Linked DNA regions of Homo sapiens: region 2 is linked to region 1. A link is a contact called in ENCODE Hi-C or POLR2A ChIA-PET data. All regions are on one chromosome and are shown on one strand. The core of a region is the stretch at or near the end of the contact, and the rest is flanking DNA. Distances in the headings are between cores, read along the strand shown.

Region 1 (6,225 bases), core at 27-2,526:
TTGTATTTTTAGTAGAGACGGGGTTTCTCCATGTTGGTCAGGCTGGTCTTGAACTCCCGACCTCAGGTGATCCGCCTGCCTTGGCCTCCCAGAGACACCGCATCTGGCTAAAACATTTTTCAGTGAATAAATGCAAGAGATGAAAATTATGAAATGGGAGGTGGAGGAGGAATAAAATCAGCATATTAGAGATATTATTAAACCACAACTTGCTTCTTAGAGTTTGAGGGAAGCCTGACTTAATTCTTTTTTTTGACTATATATATTTAAAAATGAAAAATGCCAAGATGGTATTCCAAAAATTGAGGTATATTTTTAATGCTAGGTTTAGCAAATCAATGCTTTTAACAAATACTGTACAGTGACTCTATGTTTACCTCATGTGGAGGTAGCATTGAAAGTCTACATTTGAAGCCTTTACAAATGGCCTTCCTTACCTCTTCTATATATCCTGGATTTCAATCTGAAGATATCTGTAAAAATCACAATGTTTATATATATCTACCTTGCAAAATCTGCCTTTGCACAAGAAAAACAAGTATATTTTAAAAATTTATGGCAGTATTGTTTTTAATAATGAGATATAGAAAAAGGTAAAAAAGCTGATAGTTGTCAGTTTGATTACATAGATTATGTTATAACCATACAATCCAATACTGGCGAACGTGGATTAAAAAGTATGATAGGTCTACATAACTGCCATGAAAAAAGTCCATAATATGTTTTTAAATGAAAAAAGCAAATTGCAGGGAACTTAAAACAACAACAACAACAAAAAACCCTGAGAAAAGTGATTTATCACTTCAGTTTGTAAACAAGGGCCTTGCCTTATCACCTTTGTAACATTTGTAAAATGCCTACCTCTAGCTGAATCCATATGATCTTTGTTACCACGGAACAAATACTATTTTATTATAATTATGTAGAAAAAAAGAAAAACGTCTTCCACGGCAGCCGAAATAGCTCAGTTGGGAGAGCGTTAGACTGAAGATCTAAAGGTCCCTGGTTCAATCCCGGGTTTCGGCAGCGCTTCCGTTTTAGGCGTTAGTCATCACTACATGTGATTTCTGCAGTTAACAGGGTCTTTCTGCAGTTAACAGGGTCAACACCCTGTGGGTTCTCACGCGGGCTGGGGCAGTTAAGGGAAACCTTATCGTCATTTTCCCCTGGGAGGGAGGATACTGGGGACATATGTCTTACCTTTTAAACTGCCCAGTACGAAGTTACGCCTCTGCCCTCACTTGGGACCTGGTTTGAGACAAGCTCTTCCGGAGCACTGCGCATAGCTCACTTTCTTGAGCAACCCTGTGTCCCCGCACCCCGCTCCTCTTCTTTCGGGTTCTAGGCAGCCGTGGGCGCTGCGACCCTTCTCTCACTGTCAGAGGGGCGGGAGCTCTCGGCCTGCGCCGCCTCCGCTGCCTGCTTGGTCGCGGGCTTGCCGGGAATGGTGACAGCCCGGGCCCCCTCTTGGCCAAAGAAGTCCTCGAAAGCGTTCGGCGCACGGGCTTTGTCCAGCTTTTTAAACCGTAACAAGGACCGGGGCCGGGCGCGGTGGCTCACGCCTGTAATCCCAGCATTTTGGGAAGTCGAGGCGGACGGATTACTTGAGGTCATGAGTTCGAGACCAGCCTGGCCAACACGGTGAAACTCTGTCTTTAAAAAAGAAAACAAAAACAATAACAAGGACCCTAGAACAGCTCTTAGGTGGGGCGGGAGACAGAGATCGGAAGCCCTTTCTAGTTTAAATCTACACTAGGGTTAGAAGACCAAATACAGGACGTCCAATTAATTTCCTTTTTTTTCTTTTTCCTTTTCTTTTCTTTTTTCTTTTTTTAAGATGGAGTCTTGCTCCCATGCTGGAGTGCAGTGGCGTGATCTCGGCTGACTGTAACCTCCGCCTCCCGGGTTCAAGTGATTCTCCTGCCTCAGCCTCCGGAGTAGCTGGGATTACAGGTGCCCGGCTAATTTTTGTATTTTTAGTAGAGACAGGGTTTCACCATGTTGGCCAGGCTGGTCCCGAACTCCTGACCTCAGGTCATCCTCCTGCCTCAGCCTCCCAAAGTGTTGGGATTACAGGCACGAGCCACTGAACCCGGCCAAAATTTGAATTTCAGAGAAACAACAAATACTTTTTAGTATAAACATGTCCCAAATATTGCATGGAATATACAAAGTACATATTTGTTGTTTCTGTGAAATTGGATTTAACTGGACACCCTGTATTTTTATTTTCCAAATTGCAAGTCACTTGTACATCATATCCTTGCACCCCTCTGAACCCTATGCACCACCTTCCCCACCCCAGCAAAGATATCCAGACGCTGTATGCAGGAAGAACTGAATTTCAGAGGACACCGTTTGATCTTCAACACCTGGCAGTTTACAAAACAGGTTTGTATCCATTGGCTAATTTGTTATCAGCACCAACAGAGAAGCTCCTGGCAGAGATCACTAGGAAACACCCCGGGAATCGGCCATCCACCAGTTTCTAGGCTTCCAGAGTTGTCCATGCTTGTCTGGCATGGGGGCGGAGGTCAGTGGAACTCGGAGGATATGGATTGAATTTCAGTAGAAAGCCTCATTAAGATGATGAACCACAGCCGGGCATAGTGGCTCACGCCTGTAATCCCAGCACTTTGGGAGGCTGAGGCGGGCGGATCACCTGAGGTTGGGAGTTCAAGACCAGCCTGACCAAAATGGAGAAATCCCGTCTCTACTAAAAATACAAAATTAACCGTGCGTGGTGGCGCACGCCTGTCATCCCAGCTACTCGGGAGGCTGAGGCAGGAGAATCGCTTGAACCCAGGAGGCAGAGGTTGCCGTGAGCGGAGATTACACCATTGCACTGCAGCCAGGACAACAAGAGCGAAATTCCGTCTCAAAAAAAAAAAAAAAAAAAAAAAAAAAAAAAGATGAGCCACTCCACTCAAGGCAAGGCAATGGAAAAACACACTTAGGGAGTGCCTTCTTTTTAGTCAGGCTGGACCATGGAGGGAGAGGAAGGAGATCCATGTGTCACATTCTAAGAACTCGCAGTGTGGTAAAAGGCAAAATGAAGCCAGCCATATGGTTTTTAGGCCTATTTATACCCCTCTCCTCTTTCTGTTAATGTTTGCCAATATGCTAGCTGATATGGGGCTTCAGCCCCAAAATCGTTGAGTTCTTGGGTGGAAAGATGTATTTTGATGAGGGGCTCTTGAAAGTCCAATGGTGATCAATAAGAAGAAACCCCAACTGATCATCTAATAGACTAGAGAATTAAACTTTTCATGAGGTTTGGTCGAACGCCATTCTAGATGTTACTAGGAAGGTGTTTTTGGTTTGTTTCTTTTGAGACAGGGTCTTGTTCTGTTGCCCAGGGGTGGGGTGCAGTGGCACCATCACAGTTCACTGCAGCCTCAACCTCCTGGGCCTCAAGTCATTCTTTGGCCTCAGCCTCCCTAGTAGCTGGGACCACAGGTACGCAGCATCACGTCCGGTTAATTTTTTGTATTTATAGAGACGGGGTGTCGCCATGTTGCCCAGGCTGGTCTCGAACTCTGGAGCTCAAGCGATCTGCCTGCCTCGGCCTTTCAAAGTGCTGAGACTACAGGTATGAGTCACAGCCCCTGGCAATGAAGGTATTTTTTACATGTGATTAACGTTTAAATCAGTAGACTCCAGGTAAAGAAGATCACCCTTTATAATGTGCCTCATTAAATCAGCTGAAGCCTTTAAGAGCAAAGACTGGAGTTTCTGAAGAAGAAGGAATTCTCCTAAAAACTTTGCTATAGGCCAGGCGCGGTGGCTTACGCCTGTAATCCCAGCATTTTGGGAGGCCGAGACGGGCAGATCACCTGAGGTCAGGAGTTGCAGACCAGCCTGGCCAACATGGTGAAACCCCATCTCTGTTAAAAATACAAAAATTAGCCAGGCATGGTGGCGCATGCCTGTAATCCTAGCTACTTGGGAGGCTGAGACAGGAGAATTGCTTGAACCTGGGAGGCGGAGGTTGCAGTGAGCCAAGATTGAGCCACTCCACTCCAGCCTGGACAACAGAGCAAGACTCCATCTCAAACAAAAACAAACAAACAAAAAAAACTTTGGTATAGAAAACCTGCCTTCCTGAGTCTCCAGCTTACTGCCCTGCTGAATTTATTTATTTATTTATTTATTTATTTATTTATTTATTTAATTTTTTGAGAGGGAGTCCTGGTCTGTCACCCAGACTGGAGTGCAGTGGCGCCATCTGGGCTCACTGCAACCTCTGCCTCCTGGGTTCCAGAGATTCTCCTGCCTCAGCCTCCCAAGTAGCTTGACTACAGGTGTGCACCACCACGCCTGGCTAATTTTTGTATTTTTAGTAGAGACGGGGTTTTACCGTGTTGGCCAGGCTGGTCTGGAACTCCTGACCTCAGGTCATCCACCCGCCTCAGTCTCCCAAAGTGTTGGGATTACAGGCATGAACCACAGCACCTGGCCTGCCCTGCTGAATTTAAACTCAAGATGGCAACCTTAACTCTTATCTGAATTTTCAAACCGTTAGTCTGCCCTACAGGTTTTGGGTTTGCTGACCCCCACAATGTGTGAACCGAGCTCTTAAAATAATCTTTCTCTACCTCTGTTTCTATCTGTCTCTGTCCTACTGGTTCTGTTTCTTTGGAGAACCTGACAGCATGCTTTAAAGTGTTACTTATACACACAGGTAAGAGTGAAGAATGAGATTGTTACTATTGTTCTGAGCAAAAGCCAACCACCTTGGGACCAAAAGTGGGAGGCATATTCCTAGGAAATGTTGGGCCTAGCCTTTGCCCTAAAAAGGCAAGCCCTGTCTGTTTTCAGCCTGAAGAGGAGAGGGGGAATCCTGGTGAGAAGCATTTGGAATTCAAGCTCAGAGAAGAAGACACGGTATTTCTGGCTGAATCACATTTCCTGCATGCCTGCACACTCCTACTCACCTTTCAAGGCACAGTTCTAATGCCTTACCCCCTGCCAGGTGCTACTCTGCCTTCCTTCTAGTGATTTCTCTGGGTTACCAAAGGTCTTGCATATTTCTCTATTAAAGCATTGATTAAAAGCCATCTCGGCTCACTGCAACCTCTGTTTCCTGGGTTCCAGCGATTCTCCTGCCTCAGCCTCCCGAGTAGCTGGGACTACGGGTGTGCGCCACCGCACTTGGCTATTTTTGTATTTTTTGGTAGAGACCAGGTTTCACCATGTTGGCCAGGCTAGTCTCAAACTCCTGACCTCAAGTGATTGGCCCGCCTCGGCCTCCAAAGCGCTGGAATTACAGGCGTGAACTACTGCTTTGGCCAAGCTGCATTCTCAAAGGTGTAAAGGGTAGAAGTATATACCACCCGAAAATATGCCACTCCGGCCTAAGGATTATTTTGCGCTAAAGGCAATTGGGAAGAAGCTGATTAAAATAAAGCTCCATAGCCTCCCCCTATCTGCCTAAAAGCAGGATATACATTTACAAAGTCGTTCCTCCTCCTTTCTCTACCAGGAAGGACAAAGGTTGATAACCTAAGACAACTTTAGGTCCTTAACAGCTTGGAGACGTGAACAGAGGGGACCACAGAAGTACATTTAACAAGCTTTAGGAACCTGCCTTTATCTAACATTAATTTCCCATATATTTGCTTTCCCACAATTTGCTGTCCCTGGAGACCCGAGGTCCTTTCTTTTTGCTTTCTTTTTTTTTGTTTTTTTTGGGACAGAGTCTCGCTCTGTCGCGCAGGCTGGAGTGCAGTGGCGCGATCTCGGCTCACTGCAACCTCTGCCTCCGAGTTCAAGCGATTCTCCTGCCTCAGCCTCCTGAGTAGCTGGGATTACAGGCGCGCGCCACCACGCCCGGCTAATTTTTGTATTTTTAGTAGAGACGAGGTTTCACCACATGTTGGTCAGGCTGGTCTCGAACTCCTGACCTCAGGTGATCCGCCCACCTCGGCCTCGCAAAGTACTGGGATTACAGGCGTGAGCCACCGCGCCCAGCCTTTAAGGTCCTTTTCCTTTGTGTTGTCACTTCTCCAAAAACGTATTGTTCTTTGTTGACGATGCTGTATAAAATGGAGTTCTCAGCCACACCTTTAGAATTACTCATTCCCTGGGTATGTCCCATGTATATATGAAATGCACATGTTAATACACTTGTTTTTCTCTTCATTCTGTCTGTTGTTACAGGAGTCCCAGCTGAGAACTCAAACTGGTAGAAGGAAGATTATTTTTCCTTCTCTATAGGTGCTT
Region 2 (6,079 bases), core at 2,316-4,815, 290 kb before region 1:
CTTTGCTCTAGTCCCCTCAAAAGGGAATTTTCTTTTTGAGAAGAATGGATGATGGATGGCATTTAAGCTTCTTTCTAGATGTGTGGTATAGTAGAAATACCCGGTTTCTGCTCCAGCTCTTCTTTGGGTTATATAAACAATGAATGTTAACTCTTGATCTTAATTTTTCCATTTGTAAGATGAGGATAAGGCATGAGAATATCCACATGAAATATTTTAGAAAGGGTAAGTTTTAGAAAAGGGAAATGCAATGGAATTCGTTTATCTTAACACTGTCTCTTTCTCTAGTTTATTGGGACAATTTGGATACCTCGAGAGTCTTGAACAATACCACCTCTCCAGTGACAAAGTCCAATATTTTAATCAATAGATTGTATATTCACCTTGGGAAATGAACCAGAAATTTCCCACTGTGTCAGCCTTAATATCCATAAAGAAGTCTTTAGACAGTTAGTATAGGTGCTTAGCCTCTATGGATCCAGATATACAAGTTCATCTTTCTCCAAATTCAAAGTTCAAATTGAAGTTCAAAGCAAATCACCATGTAGTATTTCTGGATAGTAAGGAGAATGTGAGATTTCTCAGACTTCTTTTCCCATGAGAGAGGAAAGGTCCCATGCTAAAGAACACAGGAGACACCAAGTATCAAGCCAGAAAACGTGTCCTTATCTTTCCTTCTTCCAGTCTCTTGCCTCATCCTCTTTTGTAAAGAGGTTTACTGGGCAACAACTCTGTAAAGTACTATTTTCTAATCAGTCTAATGAAACCCTTGAGAGCCTTACAAAGACAGTTTATTTGATTCAGCCTCTTAGGTTTTCTCAATCCCTCAGCCAACATGGCTAAAAGATTAGAGAAAGATGGAAAAGATGAGAGCAACCAAGATGTAAAAGTGAAATACTGTCCATGTGTATGCACCTACAAATCCATAGGTGTTTTATGACCAAAATATGTGTAAAAAAAGAAACCCAGAATTGTATTTAAAAAAAAAAAAAGGCAGGGTGCAGTGGCTCACACCTGTTATCCCAGCACTTTGGGAGGCCGAGGCGGGTGGATCACCTGAGGTCGGGAGTTCAAGACCAGCCTCGCCAACATGGTGAAACCCCGTCTCTACTAAAAATACAAAATTAGCTGGGCGTGGTGGCTCACTCCTGTAATCCCAGCTACTCAGGAGGCTGAGGCAGGAGAATCACTAGAACCCAGGAGGCAGAGTTCGCAGGGAGATCGGACCACAGCACTCCAGCCTGGGCAGCAAGAGCGAGACTCCGTCTCAAAAAAAACCAAAAAACAAAAAACAAACAAACAAAAAACACTCCAGACAGCAGCAAGAGAGCTTTAGAGATTCGTGCTACATCCCACCCTAAACTGCTTTTAAGCTAATTTCCTGGCTTTTTACCTGCTATGTGTGTGTGATGGGTCTCTTTTCCTTGGCAAGTTCTTAGATGCTTTCCAGGATGTTTGGATTCTCAAAGACACCTGTTCCTCAGCTGGGCTCCATGGCCTGGGCTTCAGACAGTTCAGGCAGCAGACATATCTTTGCAGGGCACTTCCCTTTTTCTCTTTCAGCATGCATCTTGAATTTTCTTTTTAAATATGTTCAGCTGAGCATTGACCCTATGTTAAGTACTTCTTTACATATGATTGCAGACACACATACACACACATACAAGACACCACTCTCTAAACCTCCAGGAGCTTGGCTTTAAGTCAAGATGAACTATAGCAGAAATAGCTGAACAACACAGGACACAGTGTCATAAGTACCAAAATATACAATGCTAGTATATGAGCTAAAGGTGGCCAGAGTACATTATCACTGGGAAAAATAAACTGGCCATGGTGGCCACTAGTGAGGTGCATCTCCCTTAAGTAACCTTAAGTGGGAGACCCATCGCACTACAGTATGAGGTATGAACTATGGAGTACATGGCAACTGAACATTGGGAAGAAATCTTTAAATATTTGAGTGGTTAGTGCTGGAGAGATGATTGCTGTATCTTGAAATCTTTCTTCACCAATTAGCATGACCAACCATCCCAGTTTTTCTAGATCTGTTTTTCTTTTAGCACTGAAAGTCTCACATCCCAGGAAACCTCTCGGCCCAGGACAAACTGAGGTGGTTGGTCGCCTATCAACAATGTTTTGTTTCCTGACAGATACTGGTGCAATGGCTGTCCTGGCTCTGACCTGTGTGAAGAAGAGTCTAATAAATGGGCAGATCAAAGCAGATGAAGGCAGTTTAAAGAACATCAGTATTTATACAAAGTCACTGGTAGAAAAGATTCTGTCTGAGAAAAAAGAAAATGGTCTCATTGGAAACACATTTAGCACAGGAGAAGCCATGCAGGTAAGTCAGAGGGTGAAACAGGAGGCAGAGAAGGGAGTCTTCTCTGGAAGAAAGCAGTATTTTTTTTTTTTTAAGATGGAGCTTCGCTCTTGTTGCCCAGGCTGGAGTTGCAATGGTGCGAGCTCAGCTCACTGCGACCTCCGCCTCCCGAGTTCAAGCGATTCTCCTGCCTCAGCCTCCTGAGTAGCTGGGATTACACCTGCCTCAGCCTCCTGAGTAGCTGGGATTACAGGCATCCACCACCACGCCCGGCTAATTTTTTCTATTTTTAGTAGAGACAGAGTTTCACCATGTTGGCCAGGCCGGTCTCGAACTCCTGACCTCAGGTGATCCACTCACCTTGGCCTCCCAAAGTGCTGGGATTACAGGTGTGGGCCACTGCGCCCAGCCAGTATCTTTTTCCTTTCTTATTGGCCTCCTAAGACCTTATTATACATTCTGCGGTTCCTATACTAACTTTGATTTTGCTCATACGATTCCCTTCCCCTCCCTGACATGTACTCTTCTCATCTTCAGCTTTACTTCCCCATAGCCAATGCTTCTAGGAAGCTTTTCCTAACTACAATTTCTCTAAGAAACTCTAGAGTCTACTACAATCTGCTTTCTTGTTCTATCACACGTAGTTTACACTTTCACACACACAGTAGTCCCCCCATTATCCACAATTTCACTTTCCACAGTTTCAGTCACCCAAGGTCAACTGAGGCTTGAAAATATTAAATGGAAAATTTCAGAAATAACGCATAAGTTTTAAATTGTGCATAATTCTGAGTAGTGTGATAAAATCTTGCACCTTCCCGCTCTGTTCCACCCAGGAAGTGACTCATCCCTTTGTCTATGCTTGTTAATCACTTAGTAGCCGGTTATCAGATCAACTGTCCCAACATTGAAGTGCATGTGTTCAAGTAACCCGTATTTACTTAATAATGGCCCCAAAGCACAAGAGCAATGGTGCTGTAATATATTATTATAATTGTTCTATTTGATTATTGCTGTTGTTAATCTCCTACTGTGCCTAATTTATAAACTGAACTTTATTATAGGAGTGGATGTATAGGGAAAAAACATAGTATATTTAAGGCTCAGTACTATCCATGGTTTCAGGCATCCACTGTAGGTCTTGGAATGTATCCCCCGCTGATAAGAGCAAACTACCCCATCACCTCCATTTCCTAAACTAGGAGCATGAGTCACAGTAACTGTGTCAGTAATCTAACTAATCTCACAAAACCAGAAAGTGGTGTAGATTGGGATGGGACCTGGGCTGTTGTTCTCAAAACTCACACTCAGCACCTACACTGTCGTGCATATGCTCTTTGAGGTCTGAGACTTTATTCCTGCATTCATTCAGCCATTGATTTACAAACTCTAAGGGGATGATATAAGAAGCGATCAAGGAAGGTTTACAGAAAAAAAAAAAACTTTACTGCATCATCAGTATGAATAGATATTTTCCAGGCTGACTCAGGGCTAGAGGACTTTCAAGGGAGAGACGACAGTGAGGACAAAGACCCAAAAGCACAAAAGAATGTTAGGCATTTTAAGGTCAAGGTGTTCGGCATGACCAGCACAGAGTCCTTGGGAAACATAACAGGAGGCTGGAGGTGTAAGCACGGGTCCAGTCATAAGGTTATCTGTATTGTTGTTGTTACTATTTATGTTGTTGATTGCCTTACTAAGTTTGAACTGAATATAAACTGCTTTCCCATTTTCATTGCATATTTGAATCACCTGAAGGAGCTCTTAGAAAACACTAATACCCAGGCCCACACCAGCCAGGTAGTACAGAAATTTAGAGGTGGAGCCTGGGCCTTGCTCTGGTTTAAAAGCCCTACAGGTGATACAAATTCACAGTAGGATCAAGAGCTAATTGCCTACAACACATTGTTGGGTATTTTTAAATATTAATAACATTTAATTTATTGTTATGTATGTGAATAACATTTATTGACGTGTCTTAAGAGGAAATGTACTATGACCAGTTTTTCTTTTTTCTTAATATCCCACAAATGCTTGTGGACAACTTGGTTAGCTTAAGAACCTCCAAGAAAAGATGAAAACAGGAACTGTCCATCCCTGGGAAACTACAGAGCAGCATGTTCAAGTCCGACCCACCTTAGTTCCTGTCTTGCTTACCCCAATGCCCTCCTAACTTTTACTACCTCACAATTCTGCCCCTTCAATCAAGCTTACATTCTGCTGCCAGGAGAGTTTCTGTTTAATGAACAATTAGACTCCCCATTGTCAATCAAATAATGTCAGACACCTCCTCATCGTTGTCAATCAAATGAGGTCAGACATCTCATCATAAAATTCAAGCATCTACTAGTCTAGCCCAACTTCCTTCTCCAGCCTGTTTTTCCACAGTTGCCTCCAATGTTCCCCATACATCAGTTCTCCTAAACCAGGAGGAATCCCCTGAGGAACTTTGCTAAAATGCAGATACTGTCATCATTGCCAGGTCATGTCCTGGCCATTCCTACCTAACACCTTTGTTCATGTTGTTCCTCTTGAGTGCTCTATCCTACTCTCCAAGGCCTAACTCAAATACCACCTTCTCCAGGAAGCTTTTTTTTTTTTAGCTTCATTAAATGTTTGTGAGCTCCTCTCCTCTTTTGAAAGAGGCATCCCACTAGATGCATCCCTTAGGGCATTCCTCTGGCAACTCCTTTTACAGTAGTTTGTTAATATTTATTGAGTGTCTCCTATATGACAGGTATTTCCCAGCACTGGGATACAGAAATGAATGTGGCAAAGTCTGCCTTCATTGGAACTATTATAGCTTGTGTTATTAAGCAGTTCCAACCTCCCTGCCCAAACTAGTTTATAAGCTTCTGGATAACAAGAAAGATAACTGAGTTATCTGAGGTGCTTCCTAGGTAGTCAATGTTCAATTAATACTGAATTAGTTACATATATAGTTATAGATAAGGCTTCCCCCTTATTTGAAGTGTCTCATATTCTCTCTCTGTCTCTCTTTATCTCTCATCACCCCCCCACCCCACCCTGCCTCATTAGGCCCTCTTTGTATCATCAGACTATTATAATGAAAATGACTGGAATTGCCAACAAACTCTGAATACAGTGCTCACGGAAATTTCTCAAGGAGCATTCAGCAATCCAAACGCTGCAGCCCAGGTCTTACCTGCCCTGATGGGAAAGACCTTCTTGGATATTAACAAAGACTCTTCTTGCGTCTCTGCTTCAGGTATAAGCATTAAAGAGAGCACACTGTTTCGCTTTTCACCATAGCACCCAAAGCATGTGAGATTCAGGTGTCCTTTGAAACCAAAAGTGACCAGATAAACCTCCAAAACATAACAGTTGCCAGAGAGAATTCAGTTTTCCTCATGTTACCAGGGTTTACAGTCACCTGAGGATTTGTTCTTAACTGAGTGCTAGATGTCCCTCTTAGTTCAAACATTAACAAGGCAGACCTGATTAAATAATGTCTATCTCCAAAGGTGTATTTTCTGACTGTTGGATATAGAAGGATCTGAGCATCATTCTCATCCTAAATAAAGTATGGAGTATTGGTACCGTGACTCTGACTTTGCACAGTGAGTGATCCCTTAGGGAAATGAGACATCTGTGTGGAAGTGATATGCCAGTATTCAAAAATTGTAGCATGCATTACTTATTCAAAAAATGACCTTGCAACCAGGTAGAAGGAAAGGAGACATTGTCTTATATCTCTGTCCATTCCTGGTTCAGCCACTCACAGGTTTAGGAAAC

Evidence for each region. A loop is a pair of places that touch in the nucleus more often than their neighbours do. ChIA-PET counts read pairs that join two places held with the same protein, here RNA polymerase II (POLR2A). Pooled maps may share reads with other maps.
Region 2: a loop to region 1 is called in a pooled map, with 4 times the contacts of the local background. The contact joins the enhancer-like site here to the promoter of LINC02739 in region 1. A Hi-C loop is called at or near these places in 1 of 168 maps with a recorded cell type or tissue (PC-9) and 5 of 50 pooled maps. POLR2A ChIA-PET finds 5 or more read pairs at or near these places in 1 of 52 experiments (OCI-LY7).

Annotation. Positions count from the first base shown.
Region 1 is chr11:59,561,181-59,567,405 of GRCh38, reverse strand. It overlaps LINC02739 (long intergenic non-protein coding RNA 2739), which reads left to right and starts at 1,276. Exons shown (of 5, transcript NR_187292.1): 1 at 1,276-2,391; 2 at 4,822-4,887; 3 at 6,163-6,225. It overlaps TRF-GAA2-1 (tRNA-Phe (anticodon GAA) 2-1), which reads left to right and starts at 954; the gene lies at 954-1,026. RefSeq lists enhancers at 981-1,480, 1,456-1,635, 1,481-1,982.
Region 2 is chr11:59,855,342-59,861,420 of GRCh38, reverse strand. TCN1 (transcobalamin 1) reads left to right here. Exons shown (of 9, transcript NM_001062.4): 5 at 2,154-2,344; 6 at 5,363-5,552. Among named protein-coding and RNA genes, the nearest start is that of TCN1, 8.1 kb to the left of the region's middle. Within about 2 kb of position 3,565, at least 3 of the 41 ENCODE cell types and tissues checked have a DNase peak (open chromatin) inside an H3K27ac peak, as active enhancers do; they include PC-9, where a contact is called at or near this core.